Linked DNA regions of Homo sapiens: all the other regions are linked to region 2. The links are chromatin loops, found by intact Hi-C in ENCODE. Cell type or tissue: OCI-LY7. All regions are shown on one strand. Each heading gives the region's core, and the rest is flanking DNA. Links, peaks and the distances in the headings are about the cores only.

The links. Hi-C counts contacts between places; a loop is a spot of excess contacts. Peaks named below come from ENCODE experiments on the same cell type or tissue, not always from the same donor. Only the 100,000 strongest peaks of a DNase experiment are listed, where the experiment ranks them.
Region 1: it touches region 2 in a loop (17-fold over the local background); 18 of 110 quality-filtered maps call a loop at or near these places.
Region 3: it touches region 2 in a loop (5-fold over the local background); 5 of 110 quality-filtered maps call a loop at or near these places.

What each region holds. Positions count from the first base shown.
Region 1 is chr2:118,880,426-118,886,272 of GRCh38, forward strand. No RefSeq gene overlaps it. Among named protein-coding and RNA genes, the nearest start is that of EN1, 36 kb to the left of the region's middle. RefSeq lists a silencer at 1,340-1,399. In OCI-LY7, for the core only: CTCF peaks have their summits at 1,289 (motif pointing right), 1,508, 2,382 (motif pointing right) and 2,591; DNase peaks (open chromatin) are centred at 1,296 and 2,406; H3K4me3 peaks cover 1,116 bases.
Region 2 is chr2:119,308,928-119,314,774 of GRCh38, forward strand. C2orf76 (chromosome 2 open reading frame 76) reads right to left here. Exons shown (of 6, transcript NM_001322331.2): 5 at 2,695-2,776. Among named protein-coding and RNA genes, the nearest start is that of C2orf76, 55 kb to the right of the region's middle. RefSeq lists a silencer at 3,031-3,090 and an enhancer at 4,345-4,444. In OCI-LY7, for the core only: CTCF peaks have their summits at 2,154 (motif pointing left), 2,616 and 2,816; DNase peaks (open chromatin) are centred at 2,114, 2,674, 3,084, 4,184 and 1 weaker place; H3K4me3 peaks cover 4,265 bases; H3K27ac peaks cover 4,258 bases.
Region 3 is chr2:119,231,626-119,237,472 of GRCh38, forward strand. All of the region lies in intron 2 of STEAP3 (STEAP3 metalloreductase), which reads left to right. Among named protein-coding and RNA genes, the nearest start is that of STEAP3, 11 kb to the left of the region's middle. RefSeq lists an enhancer at 1,314-1,513 and a silencer at 3,035-3,084. In OCI-LY7, for the core only: CTCF peaks have their summits at 3,103 (motif pointing right) and 3,303; a DNase peak (open chromatin) is centred at 3,136.

The DNA.
Region 1 (5,847 bases), core at 275-5,274, 430 kb before region 2:
GATGACCCCTTTACTTGCAAAGGCTTCAGGATGATGTCTGCATGAGCACACTGAGCTGTTTGTCTCTTCAACAGGGTGACTCTCGAGTAATGATGCTGGCCAGTGCCACCCCTAATTGAGTTTTAATTACAGTACTTCCAGGAACAATGAAGTGAAACCTCTGTTCTCCTTGCATAATTAAATTTAGGTTAGCATATCTGGAGAATTCTTAGCCCACACATGCACCACTTCTCCTTGTCTGAAGAGGGATTTCAAAATTGGACATTGTTGTTTAACGGATGGAGTTAAAGAATGACACATGGGCTTTGCTCCTCTTTAATTACGAATAGTTAATTGTAGAAAGAACCTAATTAGATTGCCCACCAGCGGGAGATGTAGGTGGAGATGAGATGGATCTCTTCATTAGCTATGGTTCCAAGGAAAAGAGGCCAAGGAGGTTTCCAGGCAGGGCAGTCATAATTTTGAGAGACACTGCGGTCCGTGGAAGGGGACTGACTTTGTGAACCTGCAGGCGCTTTGGAGCACCTACATGCTGAGCACCTAAGTTCCAAGCACCATGCTTGTCTCTGAAAGCAGCCCAAGGAAAGGAAAAGACATGGTCCCTTTCCTTGAGATGCCATTAGCTTGTTCAAAAAAACAAAATTAGCATGCTGGAAGCAGAGAAAAAGGAGACCTTCCTCAAAACCTAAACCATGAGCTACTGATGACAGGTTCTAACTGGCGTCCAAGAAAGCAGCTCACTGGAAACTGCAATGGCTTGCAGAATGCTGTGTGGAACCCAAGTCCAAAATCAGTCTCTATCGTTATAAGTGCCGAAGGCTTGACTGGTTAAGTAGCCTAGTGATTCTCAACTGAGGGCGATTTTGTGTCTTGCCTCTCCTGCATAGGACTTTGGCAACATCTGGAGACATTTTTGGTTGCCCTAACTAAGCGGGTTGTTACAGGCATCTCGTAAGTAGAGGCCAGAGATGCTGCTAAACATCATGCAATGCACAGGATGGCCTCACCCCACCCCCAACAAAGAAATATCCAGCCCCAAATGTTCAGAGTACTGAGGCTGAGAAACCCTGGAGTAACCTGTTCTGGATCCAGGGCAGCAAGCGTGGCAGAGAAGTCTCTCGTGCCATGTCAAAGTGTGGCCTGAGACAGACACGTGCTTCCAATCAGCCTCCAGGAGCAGCCACCATCAGGTCACCTGTAGAGAAGGTCCCAGCCTGTGTTTCTTTTGTAAATGGCCGCAGGGTAGCTGCTCAACAGGTTGATCAGCAGTTGGCGAGGGAGTGTGTTCTATAGCTTGGCCACCAGGTGGAGATCGTGGGCTGTTTTTTTGCCATGGAATAGGTGCACCTGAGCTGGACCGGCCTACCCAGAGAGAGGCGTTTGCTCCTGGTTGCTTTCTCTAAGCCTCTGGTAGCCATCAGGAAGAGGGACTTTGAGGAGACAGAGGCATGAACTGGAGAGAGTGCTCAATATCCTCTTCTTGCTTAGCAATCCCTGGGCGTTTACAGCTCTGATCCTCCTTTCCAAACATTGAGATTTGCACCCTGGAACTTTTCTGTTAGCAGTGTCTATTCTGAAGGGGTATTTTGCTCCACTGTTATAAATGTGCCCTGTTGTTTCTGTCTGGAAGACAGACTGGGGAATATGGATAGGGATTGGGGAGGTGGGCAGATGGAAGAGCTACATGGCAGAGGTTGGCGCATCCCATCCCTCAGGTCACGATGTATGCCTGATGCTCTGCACACATGACCTCATTTTACCTCTTGGTGGACCATTTTAGATAGAGGCTTAACAACAAGCCAAAGTTGCACATTAAAGCCAAGTCCAGTCCTCCCCACGTCCCCACAGAGCCTCTTCTTCGACATCAGTGTAGGAGTTTCCTCATCTGTAAAGTCATGGGACTGGACTCAGGCTGGTTGCCTTCAGGGAACCATGTAATTTATCACCTGAGCAGGACACTTGGGAGAGTGGGAGGGAGCACTAACAGGACAGTGGTTGGGACAGCAGGTGCAAACCTGGACACGAGGTCAGCCTGGCTAAGTGACCCTTCCTGTCTAATACCCTCAGCTTCTGAGACCCAAGCGGGACTGTTTTCAGCTTCCATGACATTCATGAACATCATCCGGTGTAGCCATAAGGGAAGACCTGGGGGTAGAAAGAGAGTGAGAAAACTTGAAAGGCTGAGACTTTGGGGGCAATGCCTAGGACCAAAGGGGCACACTACCTCAATAGTTGTGTTCCAGGTTATGAGTGTGTCACTTATCACTTTATTGCCTCACTTCTCCCAACCCATACTTCATTGCATTGCTTGTGATACTGGAGGTGAATCTTGCCAACACGTCTCTTTTGCAACTGGCACGATGCTCAGCTTTGCCAGTAGAGGGTGGTAGAGGCACACTGCAGGGGGAAGGGCTTCTCTGCTGGTGTCTCTGTGCTCTGATTCCTTCTTGCTCCCGCGGGGTTCGGGACACCCAGTTGCAGCCTCCCTCAAGGACTTGCAGTGGCATCCCCTGTGTGCAGCTTTCTAGCGAGTTCTGCTGGCACCTCGCCCAGCTTCCAGTGAGTTCAAAAGCACCCCTTGAGGGCTTCGCCGTCCCACCAGTCCCCCAGCCGATTTTTCAGAAAGTTCAGCAGCGTTTCCTCCAGGCAGCTTCCCGGAAAGGGTTGCTGTCACCCCCGGGGGCAGTTTCCTGTTGGACAGTCTCCACCTGTCACCTGGGCAAACTTCATTCTCCAGTGGGGACAGCCCCATGCTCTCCCGCAAAGTCTGATTCTCATCCTTGGTGGTGAGAGGGGAAGCGGGTGGGGTGTCCCACATTTGTTTTCTCCTCGGGCACTTCGCTTAGCCTTTAGTGCCTGCCCCATATATCTGCCACCTCTGTAAAGTGCTCCCTTTACCCTCAGTAGCCAATACCCTGATACTCCCCTGTTATTAGTTAATAATTCTTAACTTTCCCATTTAAAATCCTGTGTGGTTTTCGTCTCTTGTTTGTCTGATAGTTTTCTTTCATTTTTCAACATCTATTTTTGACTTTCTTTTTGTATTTGTCCTGCTTATCGAGGACCTTGTTTGTAGAAATGCATCAAGAAATAAATTCTTTCATGCCACCAAATTCAGGAGACTCGAGTGAGTATGCTAAGTGGTTTCAGATAGCTGACCCTGAAAGTGTGCAGAGCTGAGCAATGTGTATGGTTCCCCCAAAGCAACTGTCCCTATGTCTTCAAGTTCCCAGGGTTTAAAACACCATGTTGCTTATGCCACTGGGCAGCAAGAAGTGGGCAAGTCACCTCCCCTCTCTAGGCCTCAGGATCTCCTTTTGTGTCCGGAGTTGGTTCCTTCCAGTGAGTTCTTGGTCTGGCTGACTTGAAGAATGAAGTCGCGGACCTTTATGGCGAGTGTTATAGCTCTTAAAAGTGGTGCAAACCCAAAGACTGAGCAGTAGCAAGATTTATTGTGAAGAAGGAAAGAACTAAGCTTCCACAGCATAGAAGGGGATCCCAGCAGGTTGCTGCTGCTGGCTGGGGTGGCCAGCTTTTATTCCCTTATTTGTCCCTGCCCACCTTCTGATGATTGGTCCATTTTACAGAGTGCTGATTGGTCCATTTTACAATCCTTTAGTTAGACACAGAGCGCTGATTGATGCATATTTGCAGAGTTCTGATTGGTGCATTTACAATCCTTTAGCTTGACACAAAAGTTCTCCAAGTCCCCACTAGACCCAGGAAGTCCAGCTGGCTTCATCTCTCAATCTCCCCTCTAAACAGGACACCCCAACTGCTGTTGGGAATTGGGAGATGACTGCTCTAGCTACTTCCTGCTGGATAGGGGTGAAGAAGGGGCCCTGCAGTTGTAGTGTCCTCCAGAGGGGAACTCTTTAGGCCAGTGTAAGGGCCAGCGGGTCGGTCCAAGGATCCTCACTAGAAATTGTTAGTTGAGCTCATTTGGGGCTCCATTTGTAAGATCATCTGTAGTTTGATGGCCTCAATCCTAGAGGAAACAAATTTTACAAGGAGGTTAAAAATGCAGGGCCCGAAGGTGAGTAATAGTAAGCTGGCTGTCACGGTACCTAGAAAGCAGAGAAGCCATGTCGCCCAACTCCAGAGGTTGGTATAAGAGTTTGAAAGGCGTTGTCTGATTTCAGAAGCCTTTTCCTGTAAACGCCGGGCAGCATCTCTTACTATCCCTGACTGGTTAGTGTAAAAACATCACTCTTCCCCTAAGAAGGTGCAGAGTCGTCCCTTCTCAGCAGTAAGGAGATCTAGGCCTCGGTGATTTTGGAGAGTCACTGCTGCCAAAGAGTCTATTTGGGATTGCAGAGGAAGGATAGATTTTGTTATTTCTTGCAAACTGCCTGAGAGGCAGATATAGGTTGAAGTTCCACATAAGAAGAATATGCCTTGGCTGGGTAGACAGAAATTTACCCTGGCTTTTAAAGGAATAGGGTACACTGTTTTTTCTTTACTACTTCTATCTCTCTCTTTCTCTCTCTTTGACTCCTTCTTTGTCTGTCTCTCTTTTGTAAAATGAGAGGGTAGGACAAGGTCATCACTAACATACCCTCCAGCTGTAAGAGTCTGAAATTCTATAGCTGGATGTATGTTCCAGAAACATCTGTACTTTCTCATTATCCACACATGTATAATCATCAGTCTGGCATTCAAGCTGAGTTGTTTCTTAGCCTAGTGAAAGCATCACTTCCAATAAATGTGCAACCACCTCTTGGAAGGCCAACACAACTTACTGTGTTAGTCATTTACCCTTTAGTGAGAATGAGTGCAGAAAGATCATCTGATCAAATAACCCACCTTTGTAGAGAAGATAATGGAGGCCCAGAATGATTAACTGACTTGCCCAAGGCTGCGGGGTTGATTCTGACAAAAGCAGGACTAGAACCCAGGATGCTTGGGTCCCCGTTCAATTTCTCACACCATATTGCTTTTGCACCAGTGTTTAAGTTCTCTGTCAGTTCTTTTCTTGATGTTATATTTGAATGGCAGTAGGAAAAGAAGCTACTGTACTCCTTGGATGGGGTGGGGGAATGTTCATCGTTCACAGGAGAAAAATACAAGGAGATTTTGAAGGAAGGACTAGGGATTCTGAAGATAAGTTATTCTTCTGGCTGATGGTGAATGCAAATTAGCTTCATGCATTTCCTTAAACCAAAGCACTTTAAGGATGTTTTTGTTAAGGCCAAATACCTCACACGTCTGGTACAGTAAGCAAGCTCTTCACTTGTCTTTTGTTTGATCTAATCCAACGGCTCTCAACTGGGGCCAACTTTGTCCCTCAAAGGACATTTGACAAAGTCTGAAGCATTTTTGATTGTCCCAACTGGGGAGGGTGCCTGTTGGCATTTAGTAAGTAGATGTCAAAGATGCTGCTAAACATCCTAAAATGCACAGGACATCCTCCTACCACAAAGAGTTATCTGATCCAAAATGTCCATAGTGCCAAGGTTGAGAAACCCTGATGTAGCCAAACATGTTTCTTAATATTATAGAATTGCAGAGCCGAACAGAGGCAACTCCCATCCAGCTCAATCATAACCTCTGTCTGCCTCTGACCAAGGGTCAGTCAGCTTCTGCTTGAACTCCTTGGAGAGAGTCAGAGACCTCTGGGCTCCAGAGATTATTGGAGAATTTGATGCCATTCTGGTTACCCTCAGGGTCCTACGATGAGAAGTTTTCTTTATCACTCTCTTCTTTTTAAAACTATGCAAATAATATTGTAATAACAATACCACAAATTAAAGAGGAAATAATTCATCCTAAATTTTGCCACCATTCCAAAAAACTGTTCCCATATTTCTGTGTTACATGTTAGATGTTACTATAGTCACACCTAAT
Region 2 (5,847 bases), core at 218-5,217:
CCTACACCTTGAACTCCCTTGGACAATGCCACTTTTTCATGTCTGCTAATCTTATAACAATTGCTGCTGTCCAAGGTCACCCAGACAGTAAAAGACAGAATCAGGTTTTGGACCCAAGCACTCTGGCTCTGGACTCTGTTATTTTCATAGAGATGAGCATGCTAATTGTTGTGCAGGCTAATCTAGAGCTCCTGGCCTCAGGCGATCCACTAGCCTGGCATCCCAAACTGCTAGGATTACAAGCATGAGCCACTGCACCTGGCCCCAGACTAGAGTCTTAACACTAGACTCTACTACATAAAACAGTATCTATGTACTCATTTCTAATAAGTACTCATTCTCTCCTAATAAGGTGGAGCTATTTTTTATGTGTGAGTTATTTCTTCTATCAATAGAATTTTTCTTTTTCATAGTAATTACAAGGGCTCTTTATAAAGTCAGGCTAGTAACTTTTCTTTTTTTCTCTTTTTCTTTTTTTTTTTTTTTTTTTTTTTTTTGAGATAGAGTCTCACTCTGTTGCCCAGGCTGGAGTGCTGTGCTGGAGTGCAGTGGTATGATCTCAGCTCACTGCACCCTCTACCTTCCAGGTTCAAGCCGTTCTCGTGCCTTAGCCTCCCAAGTAGCTGGGATTACAGGCGTGTGCCACCACACCTGGCTAATTTTTGTATTTTTAGTGAAGATGGGATTTCACCATATTGGCCAAGCTGGTCTCGAATTCCTGACCTCAAGTGATCCTCCCCGCCTTAGCCTCCCAAAGTGCTGGGATTATAGGCATGAGCCACCATGCCCGACCCCAGGCTAATAACTTTTTATCTGTTGTATATGCTGCAGATATTTTTCAAAGTTTATTGTTTCTCCTTTAACTGTGTTTACAGTTTTTAGTTTATAGGTAGTCAAATTTATCACTTCTCCCCCTTTATGGCTTCTGTCTTTGAGCTCATGCTTGGAAAACTCTTCTCCTTCCCAAGATTATGAAATTATTGAACTACACTTTCTTTTTAAAAAATTTTTTTACATTATAACATTTAACCCATCTACAATTTATTTTGTAATAAAAACAGAGATGAGATACGAGTTTGAATTTTATTTTCCTGAATGCTTTGGCAATGGGCTTGACATAATTTTCTGGCTAAATCATTCTTTCCTCACTTATTTGAAATGTCAACTTTATCATCCTGTGAAATATTACCCTTTTTTTCATTTTTGGATTCTCCAGTGTTTTCCATGGAGCTGTCTGTCAACACCCCCATTAATATCAGTCTGTAATATTCATTATGCTTTATGCTTTAACAACAAGCAGGGCTACCTTATGGGTGCTACATGCCCCAATCACAAAGGTGCCACCTGCTACAATAATATAATAGCATTTAAAGAAACAAATGCCAAATTTAAAATCATTCTTCAAAATAACAACCTTACATATTCATAACATGGAAAGACAAGAATATTCTAGCAAATATTGTAGACATCAACACAGAAATCAAGTCTAAGATTTCACAACATGGTATTTAAGATCCTATTTAACTCAGAAGATCTATGTCAGGAATTCATGCTCATCACGTGAATCAATCAGAAGTAAATTCCTGATACAAGTGATTAAAGTAACTCAAAATAATACTTGTCAAAAAAAAAATTCAGGCTCCCAATGTGCACCTCACTAACCGTGTTCCTTAACAAGTGCATATAAATAATTATGAACAATGTGAGGCCGAGGCAGGCAGATCGCCTGAGGTTAGAAATTCGAGACCAGTCTGGCCAATATAGTGAAACCCTGTCTCTACTAAAAAAATACAAAAATTAGCCAAGCGTGCTGGTGCACACCTGTGGTCCCACCTACTCAGGAAGCTGAGGCAGGAGAATCGCTTGAACCCGGGAGATGGAGGTTGCAGTGAGCCGAGACTGCACCACTGCACTACAGCCTGGGCGACAGAGTGAGACTCTGTCTCAAAAAATAAATAAATTAATAAATAATTAAGAAGAAGCATGGCTTGTGACACTGCATCCGTCACCAACCGCAGAGGTGTGTGAGGGGCACACTGCCTTTAACCACTCAGACCTCCCTGACAATCTCCACTCCCTCTCCTGCCAGATCAGCTTTAGGTGTACATATACGTAGAATAACAGTGACATCTAATGGTCACAAAACATGTCACATAACATTTATTTAGAATAAAACCACATGCACATTCTAGGCTGGAAGGCCCAATCAGGTACTTTTCAGCTGCACACACCAGGTTCCTATTTTAAATTCCATGCCTTGGTGGGCCCTGAGTGATTCGGAAGACTATCAAAAACCACACTGCATGTGATACCAACAATGCGTTTCATTATTCCTCATTAGTTCTTACTATGTCCATTTCTCTCCAACCATCGGCTCAAGTGACAATGATAAGAGTAAGTAGACGTGGTACTTACAACCCGTCACTTAAAATGACCCTCAGGAGAATTCTGAGCATACCTTCTGAAAACAGCCATTTGCATTCTGCATATTTGGAGAGCAGACACCTACTGTCCTCAGCCAAGAGATCGGAATGCACATCATTCTCATCCTCCTCCTCTGAACAGTTACCGGGCAGTGTCAGGGGGACCAAGGACAGCATTTACTTTCCAGTGAGTTATCCAAATACCATCAGCCAGGCCTCAGGATAGGCCGGCAGAGGTCCCCCTCCAGCAACACAAGGCCCCCTTCCTCACCGATTCCAGCTGCTTTCAGAGTGCTGTCTTCTTTCAGCAGGAGTCTTTCGTCATCTTCCAAACTCAACACAAGTTCATTTGTCTAAAAAAAAAAAAGAAAATCTGCATTTTATCAGTACTTACATGGGTTTGTTTGGTGAGACTTCTCAAAGACACAGAGTTGTAACTCTGAGCACAGCAATAATCTAAGTAGATTCCACTGCCCTGGCCGTAATGAGGGCAGTGAACAGAGGCACAGTGAGGTCCTGCCGAGCTCACGCACCACATAAAGCAGTGGGGACAGTTCTGTGGCATGGGCGTGAAGTCAGATCAGGATGCAAATCCAGACTCCACCAGCACCCAGCTGTGTGTTCTCAACAAGCTACACAACCTCTCTAGGACTCGATTTCCTCATTGGTAGAAAAGGGGAGGAGAGGCCCCTTCCTCATCACCTGTGGTAAGGGTGACAGGATGGGGCATATAAACCCTCAGCAGTGCCGGCCGCAGGGTGAGCACTCTCTCTTAGCTGTCACTGTTCTTTTGCTGCATCATCATCATCATCTTCTGCCATCCTCACCTGGTCAGCGACAGAGCTGAGCTTCCAGCTCTGGCCAGTCCGACTTCTGAGAGAAGCAAGTATACTTCCTTTTTTCGTTTTGTTTTTCGAGACAGGGTCTCACTCTGTCACCTAGGCTGGAGTGCAGTGGCGTGATTATGGCTCACTACAACCTCAGTCTCCAAGGCTCAAGCAATCCTCCCATCTCCAGCCTCCTGAGTAGCTGGGACTGCATACATGTGCCGCCAAGCCTGGCTAATTTTTTTTATTTTTAGTAGAGACGGGGTCTCACTATCTTGCCCAGGCTCGTCTCAAACTCCTGAGGTCAAGTGATCCTCTGACCTTGGCCTCCCAAAATACTGGTATTACAGGCATGAGCCACCACACCTGGCCACAAGTATACTTCAAACGGCCAGAAGTCCACATATCTAAAAACCTTGCCCAAGCTAAAAAACATCTGGTTCCATGTCACATTAATTGGAATATTTCTCTATGTGATTTGGGGTGGGGGTAAATGAGAGTGCTCTCCAGTGATATTTACAAATCCAGTGAGACTCATAAATACAAGTGAAAATTTAAACTTGCTATTGACTGGGTGCGGTGGCTCATGCCTGTAATCCCAGCACTTTGGCAGGCCGAGGCAGGCAGATCACAAGGTCAGGAGATCGAGACCATCCTGGCTAACATGGTAAAACCCCGTCTCTATTAAAAATACAAAAAAATTAGCCGGGAGCGGTGGCAGGTGCCTGTAGTCCCAGCTACTCAGGAGGCTGAGGCAGGAGAATGGCATGAACCTGGGAGGCAGAGCTTACAGTGAGCTGATATTGCACTACTGCGCTCCAGCCTGGGCGACAGAGCAAGACTCCATTCAAAAAAAAAAAAAAAAAAGTTGCTATCTGCCCCTAAATAGCACAAAGAGATAACCACTAGTGGCACACAGCACTACTTGTCAACCAGAACACACCTGTTTAGCAACATATTCTATTTGTAGAATACAGCTGAGACAGAGAGTCAACAGAAAGGCCTCTCAGCAGCCAAATCAGAAGCCCAAGCCACGCAGGGTTTATGGACCTCATTCACTGCAGAGCACAGGGGCTTAAAACTCCAGAGCATACAGATTAAAAGAAAAAATACTTTACTCAAAAAATCATTTTAGAATAGGTAATACAGTCTGTAATCCCAGCACTTTGGGAGGCCAAGGCAAGAGGACTGTTTGAGCCCAGGAGTTTGAGACCAGCCTGAGCAAGATAGCAAGACCCGATCTCTACAAAAAAAAAAAGTTTTATTTAATTAGCTGGGTGTGGTGGCACACATCTATACTACTAGATACTCAGGAGGCTGAAGCAGGAGGATATCTTGATCCTGGGAGGTAGAGGTTGCAGTGAGCTGTGTTCATGCCACTGCACTCCAGCCTGAGCAACAGAGTGAGATTGTGTCTCAAAAAAACAAAAAACAAAGAATAAGTAATATCTACTCATTATACAAAGTTCTCCAAGCATATATGAATAGAAAGTGAAAAGTCAGTCTCCTTCCAATCCCCATCCACCAGCTATCTAGTTCTCCAGAGAGGACTGGGACCACTGAGAGGACCTGTTTCCCACACCCTCCCAACACAGTATATTAGCAAAGCCTTCTGATCCTTGCCAATCTGACAGGTGTGGATTAAGTATAGTCTTAATTTGTATTTTATTATGCTTAAAGTTCTGAATATTTTCTATTTTTTAATGGAATTGTAGGCTAATTTTTCCAATAGAATTGTAGAGTCTAGAGCATCTTCACATGCTAAGGAAATTCGGCCTTTTCTGTAAGTTAGAAAAATTTCCCCCACTTTTCATTTGTTCCTTGCTTTTCTCAGTGGTTTTTTTTTTTTTTTTTTTTTTTACATAGAAGGTGTTAAATGAATTTTCGTGGAATAAATAAGTTAGTGAATGAAGTAAAATGTATCAATCTCATATCGTTTCTCAGTTTTCTGTCATATTTAGAAAGCCCTTCTTCACGCCAAGATTTTTTAAATTCCCTGTTCTCTTCAAATATTTTTAAGAATTTCATTTTTTGAATTTTTCATCGTGGAGAATTTCAAATATACAATAGATACAGAATAGTGTAATAAACCCCCTGCCCTGTACCCAGGACCCAACTTGAACAAATTATCAAGTCATGTTCCATCTGTTTCATCTCTATCCTCATCTATGGGTTTAATTTTTTAATCCAAGGGGTATTTATTTTGGCATAAAGAAAAATACATGGATTCAACTTAGCTGTTTTTTAGATGTTTATGCAGTTATTCAAATACTATTTATTGAGTCCTCCATCTTTTCTTTACAAACTTGAAATGCCATATTTACTATACATTCAATTTCCATATTTGGAAATATTGGGGTCTATTTTGGAACTTTTAATTCTGTGCCCTTAAACTACCAGTTCATGTGACAGTGCCATACTGTTCTAATTACTATCGTTTTATAACATGTCTTATATGTTAGAGCTAATTACTCTCATTTCTCTTTTTCAAAATTCTCCTGATTATTCTTATTTTTTACATACTGATTTTAAAATCAGCTTATTTAGTTTACATATAAACACAAGTATTGTATTTTATTGGGGCAGCATTAAATATG
Region 3 (5,847 bases), core at 275-5,274, 77 kb before region 2:
ACTTGCGCGCACGTGTATTTCTGCGGGGATTGGCTCGAGTGTGCTTGAGTTTTCTGTATTCTCTTTTGTAGGAACTTCTCAGCCTTCCTTTTAAAAAGATAATAATTTTTTAATGATGTCTAAATAATGATTCCAGGCAGTATTACAAGAAATATAACAGTAAAACGTTTGTAAGAGTCCATCAGAAAGGGAAAATGCCCACAGAGAAAAATAGAAATCTACCAATTAGATGTGTGTGGCTATAAGTGAGCTTTTAAACCATGATTTGAGACTGGCATCCTCTGGCCTCTCTGCCCTCAGGTCAGCTGTGGGAGGCTAGGGGTGGGATAGCAAAAGGGACCTGGGATCAGGTGGGGCTTCCTGGACCCCAGGCCCAGTAAGAATGAAGCCTAGGGGTTCTAGGATAGGGGGCAGCCCTGGATTTGCAGAAACAGCCTGAGAATGAGGGGCTGGAAAGTATGAGTTGGAGCAGCTCAGTGAGGAGACAGAAAACTGAAGCAGAAGAAAGCAGAAGACACCAGAGTCTGGTGCTGACTGGGTGACTGGCTGTTACTCACATCCTGAGCAATGAGCCACAGACCCTCCCCACCCCAGAGGCAGCTTGAATGCAGGGACTGGATGGGCCCAGGGCACAGTGGATCCGGGGCAGGCAAGAGCCAACTCGGGGCCCAGAGGAGGACCTTTAACCTGACTGGGCCTCAGTTTTCTCTTCTGCAAAGTAGAAGGAATTATAGCCTTCTGCAGGTCAAACCCTGTGCCCACATCCACAGGCACGATCCCCGACTTCGCCTCGCTGGCACTTCTCTGCATTTGACTCCTGGTTATTGCAGCTGTGCCCATGCCAGGCATTTGTTAGGTGCTGGGATGTGCCTGCCCCGCTCCTCTCTGTTGGGGAAGACGGAATTCATGCTGTAGGGGAGGCCCGGAGTTTCTACATGGGGCAGTCACAGGGTGGGGGACTTCCCTGAAAACTTCTTATTTGCATAAAATGTGCGCTGCTTTTGACTTATATTGTAAATTTCAGATCCATAAAATGGGAAAGACTTTGCAGAAGCTGTTATTCACTTTACCTGACTGGGAGATGTAGATTGTTCATATCCAAGGGTGTTAGTTTTAATACTAACATTAGCATGTGGGGAAGGGTGATCGAGATGGTGGGGAGTAGGGCCCCCCACCACCTACCCCTGGGACCTCTAAGGGAAAGTACACACCACCGTATGCTAGTTGCATCCTGTTACCTGTGCTGCAGAGCCAAGGGGCCAGAGGCAGGGAAATTAATTCTGCCTTGTAAAGGCACTGGGCCTTCCTGTTGAATTTTGCTACTTGCGGGGAAGGCACTTCCCAGGCAAAAAGATTAAGCCTATAACCTAAGCAGAAAGCAAGCAAGAGCTTTGGGTGGGAAGTGGCCAGAGACATAGATCAGGCAGACCCAGGTTTGGAAGGGCCAAGGAGACAGCACATCTGCCAATGGCAGCAGCTGGGCCTCACCTGCCCTGACACCCCCACCTAATGGGGACTGGGCAGAACCCTCCAAATGGTTGCCATGCCCTGGCCCAGGAGCCTCCAAAAACCCTGAAGCCATTGACTCAGCATCCCTGAAGCCTCCTTCCATGAGTACCCCCATACCAGGCTGCACCTCAATGCACCTTAGATCTGGTGTTTGATTTTCACTTTGACCAGATCTGCAGCAGTCTCTTTGTTAATATTTATTTCCAGTGTTTACATTCATCTTTGCATAAGTCCTCAGTGTTACTAAGTTTATCAAATAGCGAAATGCTTGGCCAGGTCTAACAATGTCACCAAGCTGCAGAAGGGATTAGAAACTCATAGTATTATTATTTCATCACCACTGAGTACAAGAGAGCCCCAGCTAGGTTCTGGGGAGAACAGCTATGACTCACAAATACTCCCCTCCCAACTCACAAATACTCCCCTTAGAATCTAGTCCTTAAATCATTCAAACCACAAAAATGTATTGAGCACTTACTGTGTGCTAGGCCCCGGTAGGTGTTAGAGGCACAGAAATGAGTTTTTTATTGGCCCCCATCCAATGAGGTGACAGACAAGAGAACCAGTGTGTGCAGCCAATGTTAATGTGACAAAAAGTGCAGAGTTAGTCCCAGAGCGTGAAGTCCTCCCTGTCCTAGGCCCAGGTGGAGGCCAGGAGCTGCTCCCCGGGCTGCCTGGACCAGACTTTTGAGCTCTTGGGACCCTGGCGAACATCAAAGCTGTTGCAAAAGTCAGAGCTCTTGCAAAAGTTGGAGCTGGCCCATGGCAGGTGGTTGAGAAGTGGCTACATGACTCTTCCCATGCAGAGCGGTTAGAGGGTGGAGGCCGATTTCCAGTATCCCTGGGAATCCAAAGAAAGAGGCCACTGAGGGGCAGGGGAGGGCCCCTCCGAGGCTTCCAGAAAAAGGCAGTGCAGCAGCTGGGCAAACCAGGATAAGGCATGCATCCCTAAGCCCAAAAATCAGGTGATGTGAGGCAGGCCGAGCTCCATGGCAGACATGCTGAGCTGCCTCTGTGTGTCTTGGCTAACTCTGCCCTTTCCTAACCCCACGGCTCACCCTGCCCAGGAGCAGGGATGAGGCCCATCCCTGATTCAGCAAATCCTGTGCCATAACAAGGGGAGGGGTGGGGGCAGCCACAGCCCACAAGACCCACCAGTCCCAGGGTTTGTGCAGCTCCAGGTCTCCCTGGAAAGCAAGAAACCACCCAGCTCCAGACGCTGAGGCTGCAGATTCAGCTGCCACTGCCTGATGGCCTCCAACCTGGCTGGATTAACTGGCCCATAGGGAGCTGGCTGCCCCCACAAGCCAGCTCCCTGGCCTCCCTGGGCAAACTAAAGCCCTCCTCCCTGGCTCCATAGCGCCCGGTCATCCCCTCATTCCAGCACTTTGCTTCTTCCTGCATTGTGTAGCTGGCCTTTCTCCTAAGAGCCTTAAAAGGGCAGGTCATCTTTGGCCACCTGCATGGCCCCGGCGCCTTGCTTCATGCTGGGTACACAGCAGGTACTCTGGGAATAACAAATAAGAGAATTTGTCAGAGGAGGTTTGGCAGGATGGACTATTGCATAGAACTGCACAGACTGTGCACTGCACGCCTCCAGAGGGCACTCTCCACAGGGATTACTATGTAAATGGCACCTCCTAAAGTTGTGCAGCATAGGGACCCTAGGGCTTGAGCATGCCCCACCCGCCTCCGCTGCTTCAAGCCCCTGGCCTTGGTGCTGACTGTTGGGCTTTCCTCTTCCCCTTCCCAACCAGCACTGACCATCATCCTTCCCATACGCTGGCGATGGGTAGTAATGAACTGTCCCAGTGAGCAGTTCTCCCAGACTGGGCTGTCAAAGCATGCTAGTGAGAGATTCCTGGATGGCAGGCAGGCCATCTGGATTCTTGCTCAGCCAGGAAACTCTGTCCTCTGGGAATATCCTCCCAGTCAGGGTGTTAGGGGGCTCCTGGATCCCCAAGATCTTCATGGTCCCCTAGAACTGCTCCTCTCCCCAGCCTGCAGTGGGCCTAATGACCCACATGTAGCCAGGGAGTGGTCCCCATGGGGTTTGTTTTATTGACTCAGCTAACAATGCCACAATGACTCTGATTGCCTTCTTCTCACCTGAGAGACCCAGCTCTGGGCAGCCAAGGGGTACGTAGGGACAGAGCATATGCATGTGACCCTCAAGATCTAGAGGAGCTCAGAGACAGCATGGATACTCGAAGCCCCCGTGAGCAGGGAGGACTTTCTGGACCAAGTGGGCTGGGAGCTGGGCCAACTGTAAAGACCCAGGGAAAAAAAAAGTCAAAACTGAGTTGCTCTTGCATGCAAGTGAGTGGTTAGTTCATTGACTCCGTCCACAGCCCTTTCCTGAGCAGCTACTGCAGTGGTTTTCAAAGTGTGGTCCCCACACCAGCAGCACCAGCAATTCTGGATGTGGAGCCCAGCAATATGTTTTCATCAGTCCTCCAGGTGACCCTGATGCAGCTCAAGTTTGACCTGATGTGTCCTAAGTGCTGGGGTTTGCAAAAGTGAGTTTTACTTAGTTCTCACCTTGAGGAGCTTGGAGTGGGGGAGAAGATAGACAGGAAAGAAAACAGTACTGTCCAGTGAGACGTATTGCTCTGGAGGGCCATGGAGGCAGAGGAGCAGTTGGTATAGGCTTGATCCTTGCAAGGGTAAGTGGCCTGGAGACCCCAGTGGCATGACTGTCCTCGGCAGGGAACCAGATGTTGGGACCAGCATCCCCTAGAGGGCTCAAGGAGCCCAGTGCCGACCCCAGTGCCCCAGTGCCCAGCCACCAGGGCTGTGGCCCTGAGCAGCAGGTCCTCCTACTCTTCCCTCCACCCCAGATCTTCTGCTCTGCTCTTCCCCCTTCTTCTTCCCACTCCCAAGTCCCAAATAGTAGCAGGTCTTTTCCTCCGATTGTCTTGGGGAGAAATGGGCATGTACCTCCAGGCCATTATCTTAGAGCACATTTTTAGAAGATTTTAAAGTAAATTTTTCCATTAGGCAGAGAACACCGTGTATTGATTTGGGTGCATCTATTTCTGCTTTACCCAGACAAAAAGATTTACAAAATATCCTAGAGAGGAATAGAATTAAAAATGAGTAAATTTAACAGGCTCAGAGCGTAGCACTTTATTTGTCTCATATAATCCTTGCCACACCTCATTAAGGTGAGGAACATCAGCCCATAGTGCAGATGAGGAAATGGGGCTCAGGAAGGTGAAGTGACTTGGCCGGGCCGCCAGCTAGCAAGTGGTCTGGTGGGATATGAAATTCCATCCCTCTGCTGGGCCCTTGCTGGCTGACCTTGCAGTTTACTAAGGTGACTGATCCTGAATAAATCCAGAGTGTTCTAACGTTTTGCTGAGCCCGTGTCCTGTTGGCTGCATTGTGGGGAGTGGCCTGGCCTGGCTAGGGAAGCTCTCAGTGACCAATTGTGGCTTCAGCTGTGTTATTTAGAGAATCCCAGGGGCTGAAATGATCCTCTGCCTGGTTAGGGAAGGGATGACTTTAGGAGGAAGAGGGACCTAATGCCCCACTTAGCAGATCTGCAGCTGTGTGCATGTTTCCACCTGCACATCCTTCTATAAACCCTCAGCCATGTGGGTGAGCAGCAGACGGTGCCTCCCCCACTCCCCCTGGAACACATCTGCCCTGTTCACTGACCTGGGAGCTGGTGGGGTGGACCTCAGACCCCAGCACTTGGCACACACACATCATCCCCTGGGCCCTGGAATGGCTTGCATGGATGGCAGAGAAATAGCTGTGTGAGCAAAGGCCAAGAGAACAGTTTAGCCCAAGGCACCATTTTTACAACAACAACAGGTAATGGTACTGATTATATAAGCCTCACTTGTCCAGAGGTCACGGGGCTTAGGAACCTCAATTATGTGGAAAACAAATAGGACATAACTTCAGAAGGTTGCAGAGCCACTGTGCTAGTGTGGTCTTTGTGTTGCTATAAAGGAATACCTGAAGCTGGGGAATTTGTAAAGAGAAAAGGTGTTTTTCAAAAGGAAGACAAACATTTGAATGCTCTGGATTTATTCAGGATCAGTCACCTTAGTAACCTGCAAGGTCAGCCAGCAAGGGCCCAGCAGAGGAGTGGATTCATATCCCACCTGACCACTTGCTAGCTGGTGGCCTGGGCAAGTCACTTCACCTTCCTGAGCCCCATTTCTTCATGTGCACCATGTGTGCAGAGATCACCTGGGGAGAGAGGAAGTAAGAGAGAGAGAGAGGGTAGGGAGGTGGCAGGCTCTTTTTAACAAGCTGCTCTCGAGGAAACTAATACAGTGAGAACTAACAGGGAACTTACTTGCTCCTCTGCCCTCCCCCCAG